4 separate regions of the Mus musculus genome follow, and all the other regions are linked to region 1. Evidence: chromatin loops called from intact Hi-C (ENCODE). Cell type or tissue: left cerebral cortex. All regions are shown on one strand. Links, peaks and the distances in the headings refer to the core of each region. The heading gives the core; the rest is flanking DNA. Region 1 holds the start of Zfp804a (zinc finger protein 804A). Region 2 has its middle 54 kb from the start of Gm25420. Region 3 has its middle 310 kb from the start of Zc3h15. Region 4 has its middle 19 kb from the start of Zc3h15.

Region 1 (6,085 bases), core at 792-5,791:
TGTATAATGTTGAAGAAAGGGCTGTTTAAAATATTAGCTGACCTCTCTGAGAGTCCAGACAGTTTCAATAATCCTTCTAGACTCTGCCTACCCTATAGTACTCAACTAATGATGTCTGGAGCATGGGTTCTCAGTGCAACAGAAAGAGCAAATAAACACATCCTGAACAATAAAGACATCAGGAGTACATCAAATGCACCCCATGGGTGTCTCAATCCACTTAAATCTTCAAATGAGAACTTTTCATCCTCAAAAAAATAGGGAATTATTTATTAATGCGTATATACTTTTAAACATATAAAGAATCTGGGGCTTTGAAAACTATATTCGCTTTGAGCTACGTGTGTCCTTGACTTACTCTACCTATCTTTTTCAGATAAATACTAGGAGAAATCTAGAGCAAAGTCTGCCAGTGGGCACAGACTTCAGAAAGTCTTCCACTTTTACCACCTGATTTGGGCTGGACTCTCAGTGCACATACTAAGAGAACTCCACGCTGCTGCTTTCTGCCTTTGGAGAAGTGGTTACTTCTCCTGACACCCTTGCTCATGAGAGTTGGTTCTGTAGGGAGGCTTTGCGTATGATGTGATGAGCCTTTGTGGATGATGGGAATTGGGTGGAAAGTAGAAGCTACTCCGTGCTCTCTCTATGCTCAGCACATCTTCCACTAATCAAGAGCGCTTTTCCTGCTGGGTGCTGAAGGACAAGCTGTGCTTGTCAGTGAGAATAGCTGTGTGGGTTTTGTTTTCTAACATGCTTCCTACTGTCTGTACTTGTGACACAGTGATCACCTTCCACCCATATCCCCAAACTCTAAAGTGTGACAAGCTGCAAGTAGTGGGCAGATGGGAATATTCTGCTTAGCTTCACACAGAAAACTTCTCAAGAGAAGTTTCCTGTCAGTCCTTCAGCGAAGAGCCAAGAGCCAAGAAACAAACTCATTCGGAGACCCTCACCCAATCCAGCCACTTCCCCTAAGCCACCAGCCACATGGCTCGCTGCTCCATCAGACACCCACACCTCCATTCACCTTTAAGCTGCCTAAACGGAAAGATGTCACAGGATCACTTGGGGTTAGTGATCCTTTCTATTTTTAGGAGGTCCTGTTGAAAGAAGAGGTTTATAATCTTCAGCACTGTGGAGTGTGGTGGACAGAGAGCTTCATGAAGTCTCAGGAAAACATTTAGGCAGAGCTTTCCTAAGATTCCTTCCCTTTTCTATACCCGATTCTCATCCCACGCCCATCAGATAAATAAATGAAATAAATGAATTCCTTGCAAACCAAACATCACTAAAGCTCCCAAATCCATCCGTCAACTCATCCCTCCGGATATGCCCTATTAGATGAGAGACAAATAGAAAGAGAGAGAGAGAGAGAGAGAGAGAGAGAGAGAGAGAGAGAGAGAGAGAGAGAGAGAGAATGAATTACCAGAGTTTTGTTCCCGTTCTTGCTGAGAGGGCCCCGGAAAACTCCCTTGATGTTGCGAAAGTGTCCGTTGCTGAGATGCGTGGAGCTGATGACAATGTAGTAACACTCCATGGGGCAGCCGCCGCCTCTCCTCCGCAGCCGCCGCTTCCACGCACCCGCACCCTCAGCCGCAGCCGGGGCCGGGAGGGTGGGCTGGGGATCGCGGCAGGGCGAGCGGCCGGCTGTGCGCTGGCGGCGGGCACGCGGGTTCCTTATGCCCGGCTGCGGTGCGCGCCCTGCCGCCTCCGCATGCCGGCCGCGCTCGCCTAGGCTCCGGCGCAGTGCTCGCCTGGAGATAGGAACCGGGACGTGGAGCCCCTGGGGAGGATGCAGCCACAAGGGGGGCCGGGCCGGGCGGGACCGGGCGGGAGCGGTCAGAGCCCGCGCGGTAGGGCGCAGCCGGGCAGCGGGAGCCGCCCGCGCGGCAGAGGCAGCGGTCGCAGCATCCCCCGCGCCGGGCGCCCGCACTCGCAGTCGCTGCCGCTGGCAGGCATGAGTGTTATTATAGTGCGCGGCGTTGCTGGTCCATCGCACTGAGCCAATGGCAGGGAGCCACTGGGCTGATACTGAGAGCTGTCAGAGGAGTACATCTGTCACCCGCCACCTCCCCCCCGCCTCCCCCGCCGCCGGGACCCACGGCCGCGCCAGCCTGGCCACGAGTGGGAGTGCGTCGCGACCGCCAGGGGCCGGGAGGCGACGGCCGGTTACAAGTGCGAGACTCCTGCGAGGTGCGGGCGGAGGTTGGGGGGTTGGGGAGCAACGCGACCGCAGCTTCTGCTCTGCGGGTTGGAGTGCGGGCGGGGGAGCAGGGGAAATAAATAAATTAATAATTTAGTACCCAAGCCATCCGCTTCCAATTGCAGCGAATCGGGGCAGGTGCCAGGTGCCTCTGGGTTTGGCTTAGGGGAGTCTGCGCTTTGATGCATCTTTTGTATGGAATACCCCGCACCCCCGCGCCCCCCAGTTACACATATCACAAATGCTATGTGCTAAGAGCTTGGGGGAGGGGATTTGTGGCGACGAGAGTGGAAGTAGGGAGAAGGGAGAAGCAGGGACTCCTGATGGATGTGCTCCCATTCCTGGCGCTCTCCCCTCATCCACCTCCCCTGGGAGCATCAGTTCTTCCTAAATTGCCAAAGCTGAGAGGAAAAGGATGCTTTGCGGCAAAAGAAGCCGCTGCCAGGAGCTCCCATGCCAGAGAGGTGCTGAACAAAAACAGAAGCCTTCGCCCTAGAAGCGACCTGAAAGGAAAAGCTGCACACAAACTCCTGCGCTTGTCACAGAAAGTAGGGAATCCGGTCTGCGGTCTTCAGCAGAGATTCCGGTTGGATTTTAAAGGGTCAAGGCAGCCATCAGCAAGGACTGCTTCTACCCTACCCCTTCCCAGGTGATCCACTGACCTGTGTAAGTTTAGCTCCTTTGAGGTGGTGGAGTGGGAGCACCACAGATACACACACCATAGATCTGCTACTACCATAGGACTCATTAGTCGGCACTTAAAAAGATCGATACCAGGCATGGGAGTCTGGGACATGGTGCCTTCAATGGATTTACTGAAGGCTTTATTTCCCTTTTGCTTTGAAAGGCTTAATTGGTTAAAGCAGATTCCAGACATTCTGATGCCCCCTATGACAGAGAAAACTGCAGTCCGATACAAGCTGTGTTTATCTTGTTTATCCGTGGGCCAAGACTAAAATACGGTCGAGTATGTGTGCCCTATATATAGAATTTTAGGTAACAATGACAGCCTCTTCCCCATAACCCATAATATGGTACTTAAATGAGTCTGACAGTTTGATTTCACTTCTTCAAAGAAGATAGAATGGGGGAGTCTTGCTAAAAGAGGTGGCAGTCATGTGAGTGAATTATAAATTATAGGGTATAGCGGGGGAGTGTTAGATTTATATAAAAAGAAATTTTCCATGTATCATGCTTCAATTAGAAAATACTTGATGCGTATTGATTAAACCTCATTATGAAGTGTCGGTTATTTTAGAAGAAGCAGACAAAATTTCTCTGATATCCACTTGGGGGAGTCTGGAAGTCTTGGGAGAAAGAGAAGTAGAAACTCAGAAAACTTGTGTGCTGTGGGGAGGAGGTCACCCAGAAATATGTAGAACTCAGAATGAACACAATTACGCTGGAAAAATAGTCAATATTGGAAGTTAAAGGAATTTCTGACTCTCTTCACTTGAGAATTGTTTATTATTTGTTTGTTTGTTTACCAGAGCATGTAGGCTTTCTCTGCAGGCATCACTTGAGAAGGACTGAAGACTCAACTATATATTTGAAGTTTTCAAAACATTATTAGAGAGGAAAATGTACTGAGTTCCATGAAGCAGAGCAAAGATATATCTTAGGAAAGTAAAGAGACACCCATAAAAGATTGAGCCATATGTATTTAATTTTTGTAAGTACATAACTCAAAATAACGTAAGCTAGGCTAGTTTGCAAATAATTTTTACACAGAATACTTCTGTTGTGATGGTCATATCTTTGTAGCCTAGAGCTCAATGTTTAGTTCAGAAAATGAGAAACAGCTACCTGAATTGTTCCAGGGAACACTGGACAGCAGTTGTGTCAAATGTCATATTGTTCTTTTAGAGGAAGCATGCACATGTTCATTATATGTTCACCTGTACATGCATATGTGTATAGTATGGTAATATAGACACGTGTATTTATATACCATGCACACACATATACATATACAGCCATATGTACATACTTACCTAAATAGTTATGCTGTCAATATTTTTCAGTTTGTTCACAAAATCTCAGATAATGCTGAGTGACTGCAACTCCAAGTTAATCTAATTTCTGCATCACTTGGTTGAGGCTTAGGAAGTTATCTAGACAGCAAAAGCATCTAAAGATTTATGTGACAAGAAATAGAGGCTGCATGTGAGTTCTCAGTGTATGCCTACACACAGGCATACTATAAAAATATACTCCAGTGAAAACCCTCAGCAATTTCTAGCAAGAATCATTCTCCTGTCAGAATATTTTCAACTTTTACATCCTTGATATAAAGGAGTGGGGCATTGGTCACAGGAAACCTTATTTTTTAATACATATAACAGCATCGATTTACCACCAATTCATGAAGAATGCAGTTATAAAAGAATGTCAAATAAGTGTATGGAATATAGCTATATTGTTTCTTTATACACAAATACTAACTCAGTGCAATTACCACGTTTCTATGCCTATAGTTTGAACAAGTTAGTGTTCATAGCCAAAATAGTCATTAAAATGAAAGTAGTAACCATACTTAATAGTCACTGTGGCCAGCAGGCTGTTCACCATTACAACAATATAACAAATTTTTAAGAAAACCACATTATTGTGGAAAACATGTTTCCAATACTAAGAAGCAAACACTGGGTAATGGTGATTTTATTAATATTTTAATCAAGTATTTAATGTAAGGCTTTTACTCATCTAGAGAATGGCCACTGGTTTTGCAATAATAACTTAAAGCTATGTGGTCTATTTCTATTACTTAAAAACTATCCTGGTATTGTAACACTTTGAGTAACTATTGGCATGTGTTGTTTTAGAGAGCCATTCTCATTTTAAAATATAATTTTTTTCTACAGCACTCTTATATGACTTAAATATATAACTGCTTATTATAATATGCATACTCAATATATCTTAATCACAAACTGTTTAAAATATTTTATGGATTAGTTATATATCACTTGTGCTCAATTCCCAACTCTGGCTGAAAAGAACAATTAAATTTTTAAATATAAAATATGCATTAGTATAAGATACGTAATTTACTTTTGTTTCATCTAGTTCAGTTTTTCCTCTTCTAAAATTGCATTTAAAACATAAATAAATAAAACTTCCTGCACTTTGTGCTTGGTATCACCACTCTTTCCTAAACTCAGATCAGATCCGGACATCAGGCGGCAGCTATGCCCTGAGCATTGCTCTACATGTGCATCTAGCCTATCCTGGTCTTCAGGACAGAGGTGTTACCCTAATAATATAAAAGAACAAGATCTCAGATAAAGAGAAGACCAATGGCTGGATGCCTTGGTCCTGATTCCTTACCTTGATTCAACCAGCACAGTTGATTTCAAGTGGGTAAATCCAGTCTGTGAAGTTAATGGATGCTATATGTTACAACCTCCAGTTACTGTCATAGAAATCACTAGGCATTTCTACTCTATTAAACAACTCTATTTTTACTCTTGTAAACAACTTTACAGAACTCAGTTGAATGACCCCCCCAAATTAGGTCAAGTTCTGTATCCCAGTCACCTCGCTTTATGTACATTCTCTTAGCTGAGTTTTTATTTTTCCTGCTGGTTATCCTTGAAAAAAACAAACAAACAAACAAACAAACAAACAAATAAAATGCATCTGTCATGAGTGTCTGTAATAGATTCTCAGAACATTTTGGATGAAATGTATAACCATCTGACTAGATAACATGTAACTAAGTGCTTCCTCTGTTTGAGTTCTACAGTTACACATATTTGGAATTATGCTGATGTCAAATATTATTGATTTCATTATGTTGATGCAATAAGGAAGAATCACATAATTCCACAGATTGATGATTTATTTGTTCTAATGTAAGGCCAAATTATATCATGG
Region 2 (6,085 bases), core at 501-5,500, 1.3 Mb after region 1:
GATATTCTCACACCTTCCCCACAAAAGTATAAAGTCCCTGGTTCACCCCAAATAAAGTGCATGTGTTCACATCCACCCACAATAAAGAAATAGAAACAAGCTAAGATCATCTCAGAGAGCTGCTTCATGGGGAAGGCTTTCACCTAAAGGAGCTCAACACTAAGACTCCTGAAGAAGGCCTTCTTGCTTCTCCCACCTCTTGCACTTGGCACCAACTCCCAATCAGACCAGATCCTGCCAGTCCAGGGCTATGTTTTCCCCTTCCAGCCTGCTGAGCAGTCTGATACCCTGAGGAAAAACCTGAACCATGGACCCCTCATTCCTCAGTTGCTCTCAAGGCTGATGCACTGACAGCATCCTGGCACCCTGAGAGGGAGACCTTGGAACCATAGCATCCATCCCAAACCCTACCTTCTCCTTCCGGTCTGTCATGCAGCAGCGTTCTCACACCTGAAGGGAAACCTGTGGACTGCTGTGGACTCCCTGCTCCAGACTTTGCCCTGCCTTCTCTGGCCAGTGTTTTGGCAGCAGTCAGGCATCCCCAGCAGAGAGGCAGAATGCAACACCACACTTATATAAGAAGACAAAGCCAGATTCTGACAATATTGTCCCTATATTTGATATCTATCTAGTTCCCTCTCTTTTTAAAGTAACTCCCTTGTTTCTTGAGCCATCTGAGTGGGTTCTGGATTCTTATAACAAAAGAGCCTTCTTATAACAAGTCCTTAAGATGTGTGTGTCCTACAGAAACTGTCTTTATGACTTTTGTATGTGTTATTGACCTGTAGTACATATAGTATGTCATTGTTATATCATAATATTATATATTATTATATGAACATATAGTGCATATGTTAATAACATATGACCTACACATATGTTATTATGCATAGGTCATTATGCTAAGATAAAAAGGGCATCAAGGCTCCCCTGTTTAGGTCAGGAAGAGAAACTGTGCTCACTGTTATTCAGATGCGAAAGCCAAGCAGCTTTTGTGTGAGAATCTGGTTTATTACCTTTTCAAATTCTCTTCTCTAACCCATTAAATTGAGCCCTGAAGGGACTTCGATTTTGCAATATTTCCTTAGTTACAATGTTAACTTGAAAGTCAAAACTATATTTTGTTTTTTGGTTTTTTTTACGTATTTCATAATCCTGATTTCCCAGGAATTTGAACTGTATTTCCCTGCAGTCTAAGAAGGTGAAGTTTTTATCTGTTTTCTGTGATAGGAAGGATTGGGCCTTTTCCTACCTGTTCAAACCTGCTTGATGGCAACTTTGCCCACAGTGAAGAAATAAGAAAACGTCTCCCTAGAGTTGATGATGGGCAGCGTCTCTGCCTCAAGGACATGGTCTATGTCTTTCTCAGCTCAATCAGCTCAGCACCATGCCAGAGCCCTGCACAGACAGATGCTTCATAAACGCTTTTGAATCGACTGAGACAGCCAGAAAATGGAATGTCTTCCCTCCTCACTTCACCTGCTGCCTTTTAAAGCTGGTTAAGCTACAGTTGGAACACGTTGGAAGAGGGAGTGATTAGGCAGAACTTGGATGCTGAGCCTAGCATTTAAGATCATAATGAAATTTCCTGAGATGATTCTTACTAAAATCCACATGTATTCAGATAATCCCGGCAGGAAATATTACAGATGATAAATTGAGACCGATCACATTTCCTCCAGGTTTCTTGAAAGACTTCAGCCATCTCAGTGTGACAGCCAGAAATCAAAAAAGGGGTGGAAAATTAATAACTGTGCGTTTTAAGGCTTTAATGAAACATTTATAGACTATTTGGGCTCGTAATAAAAGTTATTACCCTTTGGTTGGCAAGTGTGACCTCCAGGGGACAATAATATTCTATTACATTTCAAATTCTATAAAGTTATTAGTTATCTCCTCCAGGAAACCATCCTCTATTGACAGGAGCTCAGGTGGATCGTCTAATAGCTGAAATGGCTCCATAAATAAACTTCAACTTGAAGGCTCCGTTGGAGTACATTGCCCAAGTCAGAATTTTCAAATTTGTTGTTATAGGATCTCAAAATTATAGGTAAGCATTTTTTTGAGTTCTGCAACTCGGCAGAGCAAGCTGTGTGGTTATGAATTGCATAGAAGCTGAATGCAAAAGAACTAAGACTTTCTTTCTTTTTGGGTCTATAAAGCCAATAAAACACAATTTTGAAGTAAGCTCTTGGCAAATAACACCACTTTTCTACAAATAAATAAATAAAAAACGGGGGGGGGTGATGTAACATATTGTTTCCAGATGTATGAAAGCATTGAAAAATACACTTAAATGTATATATATTAGTTCTATTTATATTTGCAATATATATTTATACACATATTATATAGAGGGGGAAAGAGAAGAGATTGGATAATCTAATGCTGTTTTAGTTGGGATGAACGTATAAATAAGGTAAATTGCTCCATCTGCTGGCTGCATTTGGAAACATTCTAAGTTGAAGCTCAAAGGAATTAAGTAAGAATTGAATTGAGGATTGCTGAAGGTTGAAAGAGAAAAAAGAAGCAAAGAGGGGTGGGATAGTAGCAAGTGGAGAAAAGGCACCTAACACGCACTAATGAAATGTCACTGCACACCCTGCCCCCACCACCTTTGAAGACCCAAGAAAGCATCAAGAGTCTCAGACTCACCAAGAGTTTCTCTGGCATGTGGAGAGCAAGCAGTGAAGGAAACCTGTGTGCTTGTGCAGGGCAATGACAAATACTGTGCTTAGACACTGAAAAATCTAGATGTGGTTTCCATAAACAGACTATGTAACCTTATAGCATTATGGTCTCCAATTTAAACATGCCTTTGTAAATGTATGGTGTTGAGGTCCATGTAGTGTTTTCAAATACACTATAACCAAAAGGGAAATGTCCAAGTCAGGAATGGTAGACCAGACCTTTAATTCCAGCACTCAAGAGGAAGAGGTAGGCAGGTCTTTGTAAATTCAAGGCCAGCCTGGTCTACAAAGTGAGTTCTAAGACAGCCAGGGATATTACACAGAAACTGTCTTGGAAGGGACGAAAGAAAAAGAAAGAGAGAGGGGGGAGGGAGGGAAGAAGAGTAGGGGAGGGGAGGGGAGAGGAGAGAGGAGGAGAGGAGAGGAGAGGAGAGGAGAGGAGAGGAGAGGAGAGGAGAGGAGAGGAGAGGAGAGGAGAGGAGAGGAGAGGAGAGGAGAGGAGAGGAGAGGAGAGCAAAGGCCCAAATTTAAAATTAGTGGCTTGCTCAACCTTACTGGAAAGTTGGAGTTCCCAGCTGTTTTTCCTAGGCTTCAGCCTAGCACTCTCTCACTCGTGAGACACACGCTAAAGCCTTCAGCAGTCTCCTTTCGTTTACCGTCTAACATGAAGAGCACTGTCCTGCAGGCCCCTGCCTGTCCTCTCCTCCTAAGCTTGGTGTCTTACTATTCGTCTCACTGCTAAGTTGGATGGATGAGGAATTTTGCTCTCACAACTCCTGAGGGAAGACAGTATTAATGCTCATACTCTACTAATGTTTCAGTAGCTGTTATATTTGAAACAGTGTTACCTTTATCTCTACTTAGTGCACTAAATCACGTTGTGAAAAATTCAATTACAAGTTCACATGAGTGATTCAAACTTGAGCTTTGTTGTTTATGAGGCTGCTGAGCTGCCCAAGTGCCGCGTTCAGCACTGAGAGCACATTACTCTCCACAGAGTAATAGCTTCCTGGGAGGCTTTGGTTCGGTGTCGAGTTGTGGCTTATCTCTAAGATCTTTTTCTTTCCTAGCATATTTTTCATGCTGTAAAATGTATCATTTTTCTATTCTAGTGTGAAGTACAAAAGTAACTTGTATTTAGATGCAAAAAAGAAAATCAACTTATCTTCCGAAGGAGCCCAAGTTTTGAGTTGAGTGTAAAGTATTATATGCAGTCCTCCAAGGGGAAGTGACAGTAAGGTATGACCAGGCCCGTCTTCTGACCTCCACTGGCCCCCTAGTCCCGGTAAATGTTGTCAAAAGAATTCAGAGAAAATGCATAGCGTACTGCAGAAGAAACCAGGTCATCATCAAGGGACAAGATAATGTCCAAAGGGACAATCACAGTGTACAACACTCTCATCAGATGCATGACCAGTGGCCATAAAGACCATTGTGACAATTTGCAACTTAGACAGATTTCACAGTAAGTCAAAGCTTCCAAACAAGACTACGTCCTTGTTGGTGTTTCCCTGCCCAGGTGACTACAGGGACATAGAACCAGAGGAGACAGTGATCCTGGAACCAGGTTCAGAAAGTTACCCATGAATGGCATTCTGGGAAGTTCAGGATGTCCCATCTTCTCCCAGATCCAAGTCCTGTTTCTCTAAGCAATAACCCAATGACTAGAGTTTTATAATTCTGGTCCTTGGTTTTTCAAGCTATTGGTTATGAGAAAGGGGTCCAACTCTGTCATCTCTAATCTTTCTAGTGCTTAATGACCTACCTAACAGGAGGACAAATGTTCTTGTCAATGATTATTATCAAGAACATTAATTATTACCCCCAAACCAAAACTAAATACTGATATTATCTCTCCACTTAAAATTCTTTTTGCATTTACTTGAAATTTCCCTATTACCTCAGCAATTGCTAAACATATAATTAAATCTAACAACCTGATGATTATTAGTGATAGCTGCCTTCAAGGAGCTTACTATCAGGGGAGGAGATCCAGAGACAAAGTGTGGAGCAGAGACTGAAGGAAAAGCCATCCAAAGACTGCCCTACCTGGGGATCCATCCCATAAACAGTCACCAAACCCAGACACTATTGTGGATGCCAACAAGTGCTTACTGACAGGAACCTGAGATAGCTGTCTCCTGAGAGCCTCTGCCAGAGCCTGACAAATACAGAGGCAGATGCTCACAGCCAACCATCGGACTGAGCTCAGGGTCCCCAATGGAGGAGTTAGATAAAGGACTGAAGGAGCTGAAGGGGTTTGCAACCCCATAGGAAGAACAACAATATGATCCAATCAATACCCCCAGAGCCCCCCAGGGACTAAACCACCAACCAAAGAGTACATATAGAGGGACCTATGGCTCTAGCCACATATGTAGCAGAGGATGGCCTTGTCAGGCATCAGTGGGAGGAGAGTTCCTGTGAAGGCTTGATGCCCCAGTGTAGGGGAATGCCAGAGTGGGCAAGTGGGAGTGGGTGGGTGTAGGAGCACCCTCAATGAAGCAGGGGGAGAGGAGATGGGAAGGAGGCTTCAGAGTGGGGAGGGAGACTGGGAAAGGGGATAACATTTGAAATGTAAATAAAGAAAATATCCAATGGGGGAAAAAAAAGAACTTACTATCTAACAGGAAGAAATGCAAATGTTACTATAATACAGGGTGGTGAGGATAGTGTAGACACATTAAGCACAGGGGCCACGGTGGCATCCTTCAGAGAGTGAGAAAAACACCAGATGTGGGGTAAATTGAACTCACCTCTTACTAGCCAGATAGAAAGGAGTTCACTACCTGGCAAAGGACAGGTTGGGCAAGGTTTTCAGATAAAGAAAAAGCACACGTTTCCTCTTCAATTTCCAGACCTTTGCATAGAAAGGTCTACATTGAGAACTGACTTTCTAGTAAAATGAATATAGAGCAAGTTCTTTATGAACTACAGGAAGTTTAACCCTGTTTAACCCTGCAGTTTCTACAGTGCTGAGGATGGAACCCAGGGCTTCATGAATACTAAGCACTCGACAAGCATACTACCTCTGGGCTATACCTTCAGACCAGTGAGCATGTCGTCACTGCATTTTACCAATGTTTTGTATATGTGGTCAGTCTCAGAGGAGGGGGATCTTGAGGGAATAATTAAGTACATGTGAGTGCTGTGCGGTAAAGTTTAATGTGATTAAAAACAACACGCTGAAGAACAGTGGAGGCAGATCCTTGCATTAGCTAGCAATAAAACACCTAGCTTTTTTTTTTTTTACACTGAAAATAACCTATAGTCAGGTTGAATAGCAGAGCAATGTCTCTGCCGATGGCTTTATTTCCTAAACGAAAATGGGTAATTAGGTATCCACTATTTTTATTAGAATAGATGCCATTGGGGATTTCTGCATGTATTTTTAT
Region 3 (6,085 bases), core at 729-5,728, 1.3 Mb before region 1:
CTGATAAAAAGCTCTGTCCTCCGAACCGCAACAGAAAAATTTTCAGAATAGCTGAGAGAGTTCTGTGACCATGTCCGTGGCTTTAGCTGAAGGATAAAGACTGACTCTGAGCAGCAGGTGTAGGATCAAGATAGAAAACTCAAGGACTAGACATTAAGATACGAAAGGAGCCATGGTGAGCAGCATCTTAGAGGAAATGCTGTCAGGGATTAAATGTGTAAGCTAGACATTATTAACAAAAAGGAAGATTGCATTACAAATATTAATAAAAACAGTTTGCATCTGTATTTCCTAATGCAGCTAAAAAGAAAAGAAGAAAACGGGATAGAGCTTATGTGATAAAAGCAGAAAGGCAGCTTGCCTTGTATCTGACATGGTGTGCTGACTTTACATTGAGTTTTGTGTATCTGACAAACACAACTTATCCTCCAGCTGTAAACCAGGAGTCAAGTTTTCCTCTCTCAGGAACTGCAGCCAACTGCAGTATGCCAGACAGTGCAGCTTTCAATGTTTGTTTTGCTATGCTCTTGTTCCGTGCATTTTCTCATTTTGCTTTGGGTAGCCATTTTCCTTGTACAAAACTTTCTTTTTTATTTTTTATTTATTTATTTTTTTTGTACTGGTCACTAACAAATATACTCACAAGCATAGATAGCCCAGATGCTTGCCACTGTATATTTTTCACCCTGCAGTAGCTCATTCCTAACAGTTGCCAAGGAGGTGTGTAGTCAGGGGTATTGCAGTATAGGAGGAAAATTAAAATTTTATACTAGATATGACCAATCTGTATGAAAGCACACAGAAAAGAACATTCTCGGTTAGGGAGTGCCTGATGCAACACTCCTATTTTTATGTTAGCCTCCTTTGCTCAGATTCAGGCTTCACCATAAGATGAAATGTAAGTTGCAGAAACATAGTAATTATGAATAGAACCTGAAAATAAAATAATTATTGACCCTGTCTGAGAATGGTGTTCTTGGTCATCATGCAAACTGATTCCTTTTAGCTTTCTTGGCATTAGATTATATAAAAGTTGCTTTAGTTAATAGAATTGTTTAGAAAGATGGTGGTATTGAATGCATGCTGTAGCTTTCATCGATCTGTTCTGACTCTTATAAACTATACAAATGATAGATCAATATTAGCATTTCATTTACTATTTTTAAAAACAAAATCTCTAATAAGCCATGTGCATTGCATCTGAAGTTTTTTTTTTTTTTTTTTTGGTGACAGATTTTGTATTTCTGATGTGGAATATAAAGAGCTTTTATTGTCCACTAAGAAAATAGTCCATACTTTTATAATTTGCTTATTTTATTATTGTATACCTAAAGAAAATACACATGTTTCTTTTTGAAACACACCTTAGGATTGGTACATTTCTTTCTGAAGCTTGTTTAGAAGAGAATGCATTAGAAATGAAATAAAGATCTACTCTTCACATAATGTTTTAAAGGTTAGAGAATAATCTAATTAACAAAGCTGAAAACAGTACCATATACTGTTACTGGTAATTTTGTAAGGAAATCAATGAACTGCTCAACTTTATCACATTTGGAAGTCATTTTTATAAATTAAGAAATAAATCCTTATGTAATTCTGACTTTAACAGATTTTTTTTTTCCCAAGACAGGGTTTCTCTGTGTATCCCTGGCTTCCTGGAACTCACTCTGTAGACCAGGCTGGCCTTGAACTCAGAAATCTGCAGACATTTTTATTACTAATTTACCATCCACCTTTTAAAAGATAATCACAGGTCTGGCAAGACAGTGCAACATGACAGGTTATTGATACAAAACCTGACTGTCTGAGATGAATCACTGGAACCCATAGAAGGAGAGAACCAACTTCCAAGTTATCCTCTGACCATGACACATATGCATGTTGCACATGGACACACATACAAGTAAAAGGGTGGAATTAAAAAGATCATCTAGTATCCATATCTCTCTGCCCAGGTCTCATCTGCAAATCCAGAACCATAAATCCAGAGAGGACTGTACAAATATTCTTTAATGCATTTTCTGACATTAAAACTACCCACTACACACTTCCCGGCAGATGATTGCAAAGAGCTGGTTTTGCCAAGCAAGTTTCTAGCTGCTCTAGATGATGTGGTAAATATAATTAGTATAATCCTAACAATAAACTTGCATGGATAATTGTTATTAGAACCACTTTAAATCATCATGAGCTCCATGTTTTTCATCGTTTTAATATTAACTGCTCCCTGCCATGTATGATCAGAGCTTACAGTGTTCATTGTCTCATTGTATGTGACTAACGCAACGTATTACTCCAGTTTCTCCCCACTTATTTGTTAAAAGCTACTGCTGATATGAAATTACCCACAATTCATACTTTATTAGAATTTTGGTGTTGATTAAAGTTAACTGATATATAATGACTATTTGGGAAATATTTTATCTTTTCTATGGAGAGAAATAAAAAATAATCTATTGTGGAAACACTGGTGTTACCCATTCTCTGTTGTCTTGGGAAACAGGTCCATGCACAAACAGTTTATATTTAGCTGCCCAATGCTTGGCTCAGTCTTCACAGAAAAGATTGAAATTCTTTCTCTGAGGATCAAACCACTCAAAGCATCCCCACCTAGTACTACTTAGGATTGCCTTTGGGTATAAGAGAAGGAAGGATGCATAGGTGCATTCAATATCTAGGGTTAACCTATAGGGTATCCTCAGGTTGCCATGGCAACCTATATAGGTGAGGTCAGCTCTACAGAAAAAGTTAGAGGGGGCTGTTGGTGTTAGACCCTTAACTCACTCAGAAATTACAAGTCTCTTCCACCTCATTTGACATAACCCAAAAGTGTCTTCCTGTTGAATGTCTGTTTTTATTATGTTTTTCCATAGCCACTGACTATTTAAGAAAGTGATATTTTATAAGTAGATAGGTAAGAAATGACTTGTTAATTGAGTCAGGTTTAAAGCCTGTTAATTTTTCTGTTTTGAAAATTATGCTTTTTCTATTATGTTTCACACGAAAGCTTTTCAGTGGTGGATCTTCATATTATATAGTCAAAGATGATATTTCATGAATTTGGGAATACTTCCTGAAGCATCTTCAGATAAGCAGGAAGAGTGGTTTGGAGTGTCAAGTCCAAAACTCAGTATTCCAATCTACCAGAAGATGTCACTCTCGTGTACAGAATGTACCAAGAGAGCCTACCAGGAACTTCTATATCTCTCCCGTGTGTCTGTCTCTCCTAATCTTGCTAAACTTCCTCTGGAGTTCAGTGAAAGAAAACACAGGGTGAGGGCCTTGTCTCCAAGTTGACAGGCTCTGACAAATTACTACATTCACAGGACGGGCATGCCAATCACACGCCCACAGCTTTTTATTCAAAAAACAGAAATAAAAAATCCCACATTCGTAGAAAAATTCTGCTTTGATTAATAATTGTATATGGCATCAACCAGAAATTAATAACCACACAATATATGTTTTGCTTCTATAAAAGAGGATGTCTATCACATTTAGCTTTACTCGCTATCAATTAAGAAAACCCAGACTGTTTTGCCAATGCCTGTGATTAAAGTAACAGCTCATTTAAAGCATAGGGAACAGGCTGCCAACATACACATTTTAATTTAAGATGAGTGGATGTCAGAAATAGAATCCGTACAACTTGTTTTATTATGAAGATGCTGCTGTTTGTGTTCTGTGAGATGTTATCATTAAAGTTTGCTCCAGTCTTGCAAAGTCTTTGTGTGTGTGTGTATGTGTGTAGGCAAGCAACCACAGTTGGTGGAGAAACATGTTCATGGTTGAAGAATCTTTCTTGGCATGTTTATTTGAGGAACAAACACTGAGGGGAGGAAGTAGGCATGATTTCAAATCACAGGAGACAGAAAGCGTTGCGTGGGGAGGTACTTGTGGTCAGAACAGCTGGACTTGATTCAGGTCACTGGCTGGATTGACAGGCAGGCTATCAAAGGCAAGGCAATTAGGCAACATCAGAAAATTTTCCAGCTGGGTAACTTGTTTTTTATGTAAACTTCTTCTAGTTTTGCCTTACTGTTTATCTATTCTTACATTGACATCTTCCCTAGTACATGTATTTATATGTTGAAAGAGAATGACTTGTGGTGGTCTAGCATGTTTTACTTATGCACCTAAATTAAAAAAAAAAAAGCATTCTGTTTTCTGACTCAGTAAAATCAACCACCAACTCTTTTTGGAAAATTAAAACATAATTATATGGGAAATTCATATTTAGCTTATGTTTACCATGTGCTGTCTCATTATGAACTTTTTTTTTTAAAGTATGGATTGTTTCTTTCTAACAAATCTGTGAAATGGCTTTTATTATTCCTATTTTCATTTAAGGATACTAAAACACAGGGTTGGCAAGTTAATTCAAAATTACTATGCTAAAGAGAGGTCATGTTGGCATTCAGGAAGTTAGGCATTATAGACTATAGACCTGCTTTAAATTTTTAAAAATTATGTGTATTGATGTTTGTCTGCATGTATATCTGTGCTCTACATGGGTCCTGGTGCCTGAAGAGGACAGAGGAGGGCATCAGATTCCCTGAAACTGGAGTTACAGACAGTAGTGTATTCCACATGTGTGCTGCGACTCTAACCTTTGTCCTTTGTAAGAGCAGCAGGGGCTCTTAGCTGCTGAGCTATGTTTCTAGCCCCTGCAGATCTAACCACCTTGTCTTATATTGTGTCTCAAATGTGTCGCTATGCCATTAACTATTTTTATTGCCACTCTGTTGTAAAGTTTATTGTTAAATTTTCCTGCTGGGAATGAGGTGCAAGCTGAGTTTTACTCTGCTCTCTTACCTGACCACTGGCACAGAATGGACGGATCCAGGCACTGATGGTAGTTCTTCTTCTTGTCGCTTCGGATGCTCACAAGAAACTGAGGTCATTTCATCTTACGTCAACCTCTAATTCATTTTCGTTGAAAAAATAAAAGGCAATTGTTAGTTAAGATGTTACATGCCTTCAAATTGTGATCTTGCTTTTAAAAACTATGCATGCATGTTAATGTATATTAATTGCACGAAACACATCACGTGATGATTTCATTATGGATTTTCATACACGTATATACAACACTTTAGTTGTCAGTCCCCTCCATCACCCACACATGTTCTGCTTTCACTACTTCCTCTTCTTAATCCCCATAAAATTACCTTTGATTTCTATGTCTTTTTAAAAAATTCCACATATGAGAGAAAGATGCAATACCGGTTTGAGACTGGCTTATTTCATTTAAAATGATCTCATTTTTGAGATGGGAAAGGATTTGTCTTCTTTTCTTTTCTGGCTTTGTGACTGATAGAGTCCATTTGACAGGCTGGGATTATGGTGGGTATTTGGCCATGGAAAATTACAAAATTTACTGCCCTGTGTATGAATGCAGTGTCTAACTTGGGACCTAACACAACAGTAGATGTCAGAACAGTTTAATGCAGACTTCAAAACAAGTGGCTCTCAGATATACTTCTAGACAGGATTTTTAGTGTGAAAGAGATGAGAGACACGCTAAGGTAAATATCTGTGCCAATTTTTATGGGTTATTGATTCCAACACAACTCTAGAATCTTTTGAGATTTCTAGAGATTAGAGGTGATGAATTATTTATTAACCCAAGGTCAAAAGGACGCAGAAGATTTTGTACTGAGAAATAAATAGAGATTTCCAGGTGATAGGACAACTATCTGTAGTTAGTTAAGCCTGTGTTTTAGTTTATATAATGTTTTGTTTTGATTATGTATGCCAGAAAAAATACCAAGTCAGGATGTCTTAGTTCTTATAAAATTTACATGGTGATGGGCTAGTATATTTGAATAAATATACCAATGAACAAGTATTTACTGATCACCTTACTATCAGGTTAAATAACTTAAAGAGGGATATAGTACCAGAACAGTCATAGTCTAATGTGCTGCGTTTTAGTTCTTCCTTGAAGGTTTATACAGTATATAATTTTGATGATTCCTTCTTCTGCTCTCATAGTGAATAATATTTGCTAAAAAGGATTTTCATCCCTTAGAGAGCTTTTGGTCTAGTTGGGGATACAAGCCACATCCTACGATCATCT
Region 4 (6,085 bases), core at 315-5,314, 1.6 Mb before region 1:
GAGGTGATGCTGAGGCTCAGGAGGGGGTGCTGCTTACTGGCTTGCTCCCCATAGCTTGCTCAGCCTGCTTTCTTATATAGTCCTAGACCACCAGCCCAGGGATGGCACCGCCCACAATGGGCTGGGCCCGCCCCCACTGAGTGAGGAAATGCCTTACAAGCAGATCTAATGGAGGCATTTTCTCAAGTGAGGGTCCTTCCTTTCAAATAATTCTAATTTGTGTGTCAAGCTGACCTAAGACCGGCCAGCACAGTGACTACCTGTGTTACAACTACTCATGAATGTAAGCGTGTAAGAGAAATTTCGGAGTAACTCAAATCCAATTTCAAGGAGGTAGTCAAGCGAAAAATACAGGGCTGGCTTTTGGCGTTTGCTTTCGGCGTTTGCCTATGTTCTCTCAATCCTGTGCATTCCAGAGCTTTTTGAGCAGACAAATCCATAGCTTTTCTCACTGGATGGTGAAATTAGTGGAGGCAATTCACAAAACTGACCTGCTTTCCATACTGTGGTAAGGATTTGTCACTTATGATTTATCCATGCGCTGAGGGTGTAGCTCAGTGACAGTGAGCACGCTTATCAGACATAGGGTCTTGAGTTCAGTGCTAATCCTCCCCCCTCCCCCCCACTCATTCTGTTCCGTTTTGACATTTAGGAGGAAGCGACTTTAAGTCTGTTGAGGCTTTAAGAACTTTAGTCCGGATGAAGAAGAGGCTGCACCATAGCTTTAAAATTTGAAGTGTTACGCTTGGCCCATTATAATTACAGCTCTATTGAGAGGTTTATACGTAGCTTTATATAATTGCCTTGTGCTTATTTGCTTCCACTGTGTATGTTATGAAAAGGTCCGTGTTAGAATAGAGTGACAGGAGAGTAGTGCATTAATAGTGTTTTTTGTTGTTGTTGTTTTTTTGTTTAATTGAGGAATCTGACTTCCTAGGATGAATGTGTCTTAGATGAACAGAGAAAATCAAATTCCAATTAATGTTAGTAAGATTCTCATACAAATAGTAAAGTAAAATAAATCAACGGAAAGGCATAGCATATTATGTGTCTACTCTGTAACAAATTATCCAAATGAGTATTATAGTTAGAAAGAGCACAAATTGCTCAGTGTGTGAGGACCAGTTTCGGCTGGCCGGAGCTTGGCTGGATCTTACTCAGCTCTTACAGGAAAGAAATGACTGTGCAGGGCCGCAGCCCCACGCGAGGACGAGTCCCTTTTCAGGCTCACTGGGTCTGTTTGTTTGTTTGTGTTGCTGGGTTTAGTTTCTTAGAGTTGAAGGACAGAGGGTCCCAGAACTTTAGGACTGCCCGTTTCTCTTGGCCATGTGGCGTTCTCTGCCAGATGATAATTTCTTTAGGCCGATAGAAGAGTGTCTGTTGTTTCCTTGGGTGTCCTTTAAAACTTATTTAGTTGCCGGGCGTGATGGCACATGCCTTTAATCACAGCACTAAGGAGGCAGACAGGTAGATATCTGAGTTCGAGGCCAGCCTGGTCTACAAAGTGAGTTCCAGGACTGCCAGGGCTATACAAAGAAACCCTGTCTCGAAAAACCAGTAACAACAAACAAACAAACAAACAAACAAACAAAATCCCTAACTTATTTAGTCAAGTCCAGCTCCATCCAGCACGGTTCCTTTTAATGAACTCAAGTCAATTTTTTTAGATAACTAAATTGTGTCTATCAGTCTCTTCATTCTTTCCATCTAATATGACCTAAGTGAAGCGAATGATATTTATTCACAGTTGTTTGAATACATAGGGAAATCCTACAAAGGCAATGGTTCACTTAGAGTCATCCAAAAAATCTGGGGCCAGCAAAATGGCTCAGTGGGGAAGTAGTGGTAAGTCCAGTGCCTTGCAATTCAATGTCTGACACCTACATGTTGGAAGAAGAGAACTGACTACTGAAAGTTGTCCTCTGACTGCTACTCATGTGCCCCTCCCCCACGAAATATAATAAAACTATGAATGTTTTCCCTGTGTTCAGCAATGAGCTGAGAAACTTTGCATATATACTGCTTAAGCCTTAGATGCTATTACAGTACCATACTATGCAAATGTAAAGCAAACCCTGAATGTGACTCTTAGGGGAAACTTTAAACTTTTCATTTGCTACATAGGAAAAATATATAGAAATGGAATGAATGTATCTTAACACTTATATCTTCAACGACACCATCACAACACACAGTCAGTATGGAGCGTGATCAGGGAGGTATTATGTGTTTTCATGCTAGTATTTTGAAGTTTATCTCCACATAGGGCAGCTACAACTCATGTGCTCTGGAAGCTGGAGGATGTCACTTGTGTGCTCAACCACCAGGTGTCACAATGCCAGCCACACCACACAGTTCTCTCCCAGTGACAAGAACGTTCTCTTTTCTGTGCATTTCAACACTACTTTTTTTGCTTGCACAATTAAGAAGTCAAGCAGTATGGATTTTACTACTTCAGGAAGTTCAGACTCTCACGTGCACATCACACTCATCAGTTTTATGTTCTCTACAAATTTAATTTGAGATGCTCTGCCTGCTGAGCGAGCAGATAATTTCTGCTCCTGTGCATCCTCAGGACTGAGTAATGCAATCGCAATTGCTTTAAAGTTGGATCATTTCAAATACTTAGGGAATGTCACAACCCCAGAAGCAATTAAATGGTGTTTTTGTTACTTTCCTGAAAGTTCTAATAGATCACTAAAAATAGAAATATAAAGTTCTTCAAAGTGGCAAAATTTTTCTTTTGCAAACGTGCACTTTGCTGTAAGCAGCTAATTTCTGGCAGAGATGTGTACCGGTGTGACACAGCGCCCCCCAGTGGTGAGACTGTGGCGCTTGTTCTTAGCCACACCTACCAGTACTTTTGAGAAGCAGAATTCAGAATTTTCATGTGGTGTTTGCAGAATGTTAGAGAAGTCCTTTTTAGTGAGAGAAACTGCTTTAATTTTAATACTTAGATTTATCTTTGTCCTCTCTTTCTTTACATATCTTCTAATAGAACTATGCACATAAACTATACATATAAAACTACACATGCATATGTGTACATAGAGAGACTAAGCTCAAGTATATTCATTAATTTTTAAACACTATGGAATTATGTGTAGGTGAGAAAATACTGAATCATAATAGAAATAATTTCTATCACTAACTTCATAAAATGAGTATACTTTACTTGGACCACAGTTTTACTCCAATGACTAAGTTCTCTGTTACATTAATTTTAAGGTAAAACTCGTGTGTGTGTGTGTGTGTGTGTGTGTGTGTGTGTGTATTTTCAAGTGTCAGAAGAAAGTGTCCGATGGAGTTACAAGTGGCTGTGAGCCCCCTAACTCTGATGTGGGTGCTAAGAGCTGAACTCAGGTCTCCTAGGAGAAGTACGTGCTCTTAACTGCTGAGCCATGTCTTCATCTGTCATATTAGTTTTCATGTCATGGTGTTTGTAGGGTAAAAGTAACCCAGATTTTAGGCAGGAACTATAATTATTTCTTAAGCATTAGTATTGTCAACCATGGTCAGAATGGCTGCCTCAGCCTTGGAATTTTACCTTGTATCCCAGGGAAAGCAGTGGCAGGTGCCGGCTGGAGGGGGGAGGAGAAGCAGGAGGTGGAGGTGGAAATGCTGTAATTTTAAAATTAGGGTAATAGACACATTGGTTCTGGCTTTCAGTCTCCAGAATTAATTCTTTCTTTCTTTCTTTCTTTCTTTCTTTCTTTCTTTCTTTCTTTCTTTCTTTCTTCCTAAAAACCATATCCAAGAGAATACAGGTACATATCAACATGTTATAAAACAAATTTCTGGTGAAGTTAAGTACATGGCAGTAATACATTTTTTGCCTTTCAACTGTTTACAAGTTTTATTTTGTAAAGAAATTTGAGCCATAAATGGTAGCCTGATTGGTTTGTTCTTCTTCTTCTTCTTCTTTTTTTTTTTGAGAGCAAAATGCTTACACAGTCCAAGAGATGGCAGTAAACACCCTTTGTAGGATAAACGTTAGGCTGGCAGTTTATCACAGTAATTCTCCAAAAGTGGCTTCTTTATTTTAATAACAGCACTGAAGCAATCACTGAGAGAGAGCAAAAACTGATAAAATGCTAAATGTGGATATTTTGTGTAAGTACGCTAACGAGATTGCTCAGAGTCTTTTACCAGGTAAACAGAGTAGATGGCTTCCCAGCCTCATTTTCCCGGCCTCCAGACCAATGTTTCCAGCAGACTATTAACTCAGATTTGACTATTAAACAGTATGACTAAAGAAAAAATTTCAAGATTAATTAATATTTTAGCAGTCAAAAGAAGCATGTAAGACATTAATATCACCATTTGGAAAGAATGCCAAAATTAATAGCGAGATTTTTCTGAATACCATGATTTTGTTTTTGTTTTGTATGTTAGACTCATAATTAAAATTAACCCATAGAGAGACTCTGTATAATTCCAGAAAAGAATGCCAAAGTCTGTCAAACCTTTGTTTCTGTGGGGGATACTTAATTCTTTACTATACTCATTTGTGTAAACTATCTTGCTATGGGATACTCCAGCGCAAGGGAAGTCATTAAGGAAAGCTACTCTGCCTTGTTTGAAAGCATTGTTTGTTATCGGGGCAAAGGTTGCTTGTTGCGGGTTTGATACTCAGCCTGTGACAGTACTGGACAGTGGTGAAACCTGTATGGCGTGGGACCTAGTGGAAGTAAATTAGTTTGTTTGTGGTGTGCTCTGAAGAAGAGAATATAGGGACCCAGGCCCCGCTCCCCATCTCCCCTCTCTCCTTCAGTATCCTGGCACCTTAGGAGGTGAGCAGCTTTGATCTGTCTTTGCTCCCCCAGGCACAAGAGTGATGAGGACAAACGAGCTTGGATGGAAAGCTCTGAAAGAGTGAGATAGAATCAGCCTGTCTACACCCAACCTCTTTATCTCCGGTCCTCCTCCTCCTCCTCCTCCTCCTCCTCCTCCTCCTCCTCCTCCTCCTCCTCCTCCTCTTCCTTCTCCTCTTTCGTTATAGCTATAGACATCTGACTAAAGCAGTCACATAATACATTATAGCACATAATCCAGGAAGCTTGGCTTCATTAAATGACTAAAATTCAAATACAAAGATCATTTTCTCAGTGTGCTAGTTCTGTGGTGCGGGGTGGACCAACTCTCGGGAACACAGCTTCTAAATCCCGGGCGTCTGTCTAGTCAGAGTTCTGGCCCTGACTCATCAGCGGTGTGAGCTCCTGGGCTCACATGGTGTCAGTTTGGGTATGTCCTGCCCGGAAGCTCAGGTGGTTGTGGAATGATTACATCTTGCCTGACCTCAGAGTGAGGCCCCCATCTCCTTACAGTCACCCAGGGATTGTTTTGTTCTCTGTGAAGCCACATAGCTCCGTCTGCACTGAAAGTCGTCCAGGGCGACTCCCCTTCCCCTCGAGTCCTTCCCGTGATTTGAATTTATTTATTTATTTTTGCCGGAAAGAGTGCAACTTCTTTAAAGGGATTACTGATTTGCACAATCATGCTATGGGTACCCCGAGGACATGCTATTTTAAGGGTGACTGTTTTGTAGCATTAATTATATCTCCACAAAGCTTTCAAATTAGCACCTAGCTTGGTGTTTGCCAGAATGACTGTATAAGTGCCTAAACAAGCAGGGACTGGACCCTTGAAATTCCCTTTGTCACACTTGACTCTATTTATTGTGTGTAAACATCACATTACTTAGAAAACACAGGGTTATTATTATTTTTTCCTCTAGAGAGTGTTCAATTCACAATTAGAGAAGTTTTTTTTTAAATTAAGGAACTATATTGCTTAAGTAAACTTATGCTTACATATTATTTACTGAAGAAAGAGCTACTCATAAAGAAAGTTCTCTACAACTTACAGAAATGATGTCAGTGGGAGAGCTGAGGCTTTGAGACTTCAAAGTTACAGATAATTAAGTTTTAATAGCCCTTTCTTGGCACTAATTATTTGTGAATTTACTTTAAAAAAAAACAAATACTGGGCAGTGGTGGCACACACCTTTAATCCCAGCGGGGGGGGGGGGGCGTGGCATGGCGTGGCGGTGGTGGTGGGGGGCAGATCTCTCTGAGTTTGAGGC

Evidence for each region. A loop is a pair of places that touch in the nucleus more often than their neighbours do. Peaks named below come from ENCODE experiments on the same cell type or tissue, not always from the same donor. Only the 100,000 strongest peaks of a DNase experiment are listed, where the experiment ranks them.
Region 2: a loop joins it to region 1, with 5 times the contacts of the local background. A loop is called at or near these places in 7 of 42 quality-filtered maps.
Region 3: a loop joins it to region 1, with 5 times the contacts of the local background. A loop is called at or near these places in 12 of 42 quality-filtered maps.
Region 4: it touches region 1 in a loop (4-fold over the local background); 2 of 42 quality-filtered maps call a loop at or near these places.

What each region holds. Positions count from the first base shown.
Region 1 is chr2:82,049,246-82,055,330 of GRCm38, reverse strand. It overlaps Zfp804a (zinc finger protein 804A), which reads right to left and starts at 1,673. Exons shown (of 4, transcript NM_175513.3): 1 at 1,430-1,673. The coding sequence starts at 1,540. In left cerebral cortex, for the core only: CTCF peaks have their summits at 2,138 and 3,504; DNase peaks (open chromatin) are centred at 2,529, 2,953, 3,487, 4,326 and 3 more places; H3K4me3 peaks cover 2,573 bases; H3K27ac peaks cover 2,338 bases.
Region 2 is chr2:80,758,742-80,764,826 of GRCm38, reverse strand. No RefSeq gene overlaps it. Among named protein-coding and RNA genes, the nearest start is that of Gm25420, 54 kb to the right of the region's middle. In left cerebral cortex, for the core only: a CTCF peak has its summit at 2,437 (motif pointing left); a DNase peak (open chromatin) is centred at 2,448.
Region 3 is chr2:83,330,054-83,336,138 of GRCm38, reverse strand. No RefSeq gene overlaps it. Among named protein-coding and RNA genes, the nearest start is that of Zc3h15, 310 kb to the left of the region's middle. In left cerebral cortex, for the core only: a CTCF peak has its summit at 3,145 (motif pointing right); DNase peaks (open chromatin) are centred at 3,171 and 3,749.
Region 4 is chr2:83,622,152-83,628,236 of GRCm38, reverse strand. No RefSeq gene overlaps it. Among named protein-coding and RNA genes, the nearest start is that of Zc3h15, 19 kb to the left of the region's middle. In left cerebral cortex, for the core only: CTCF peaks have their summits at 2,268, 2,618, 2,817 (motif pointing left) and 3,973 (motif pointing right); DNase peaks (open chromatin) are centred at 2,434, 2,809, 4,032 and 5,205; H3K4me3 peaks cover 232 bases.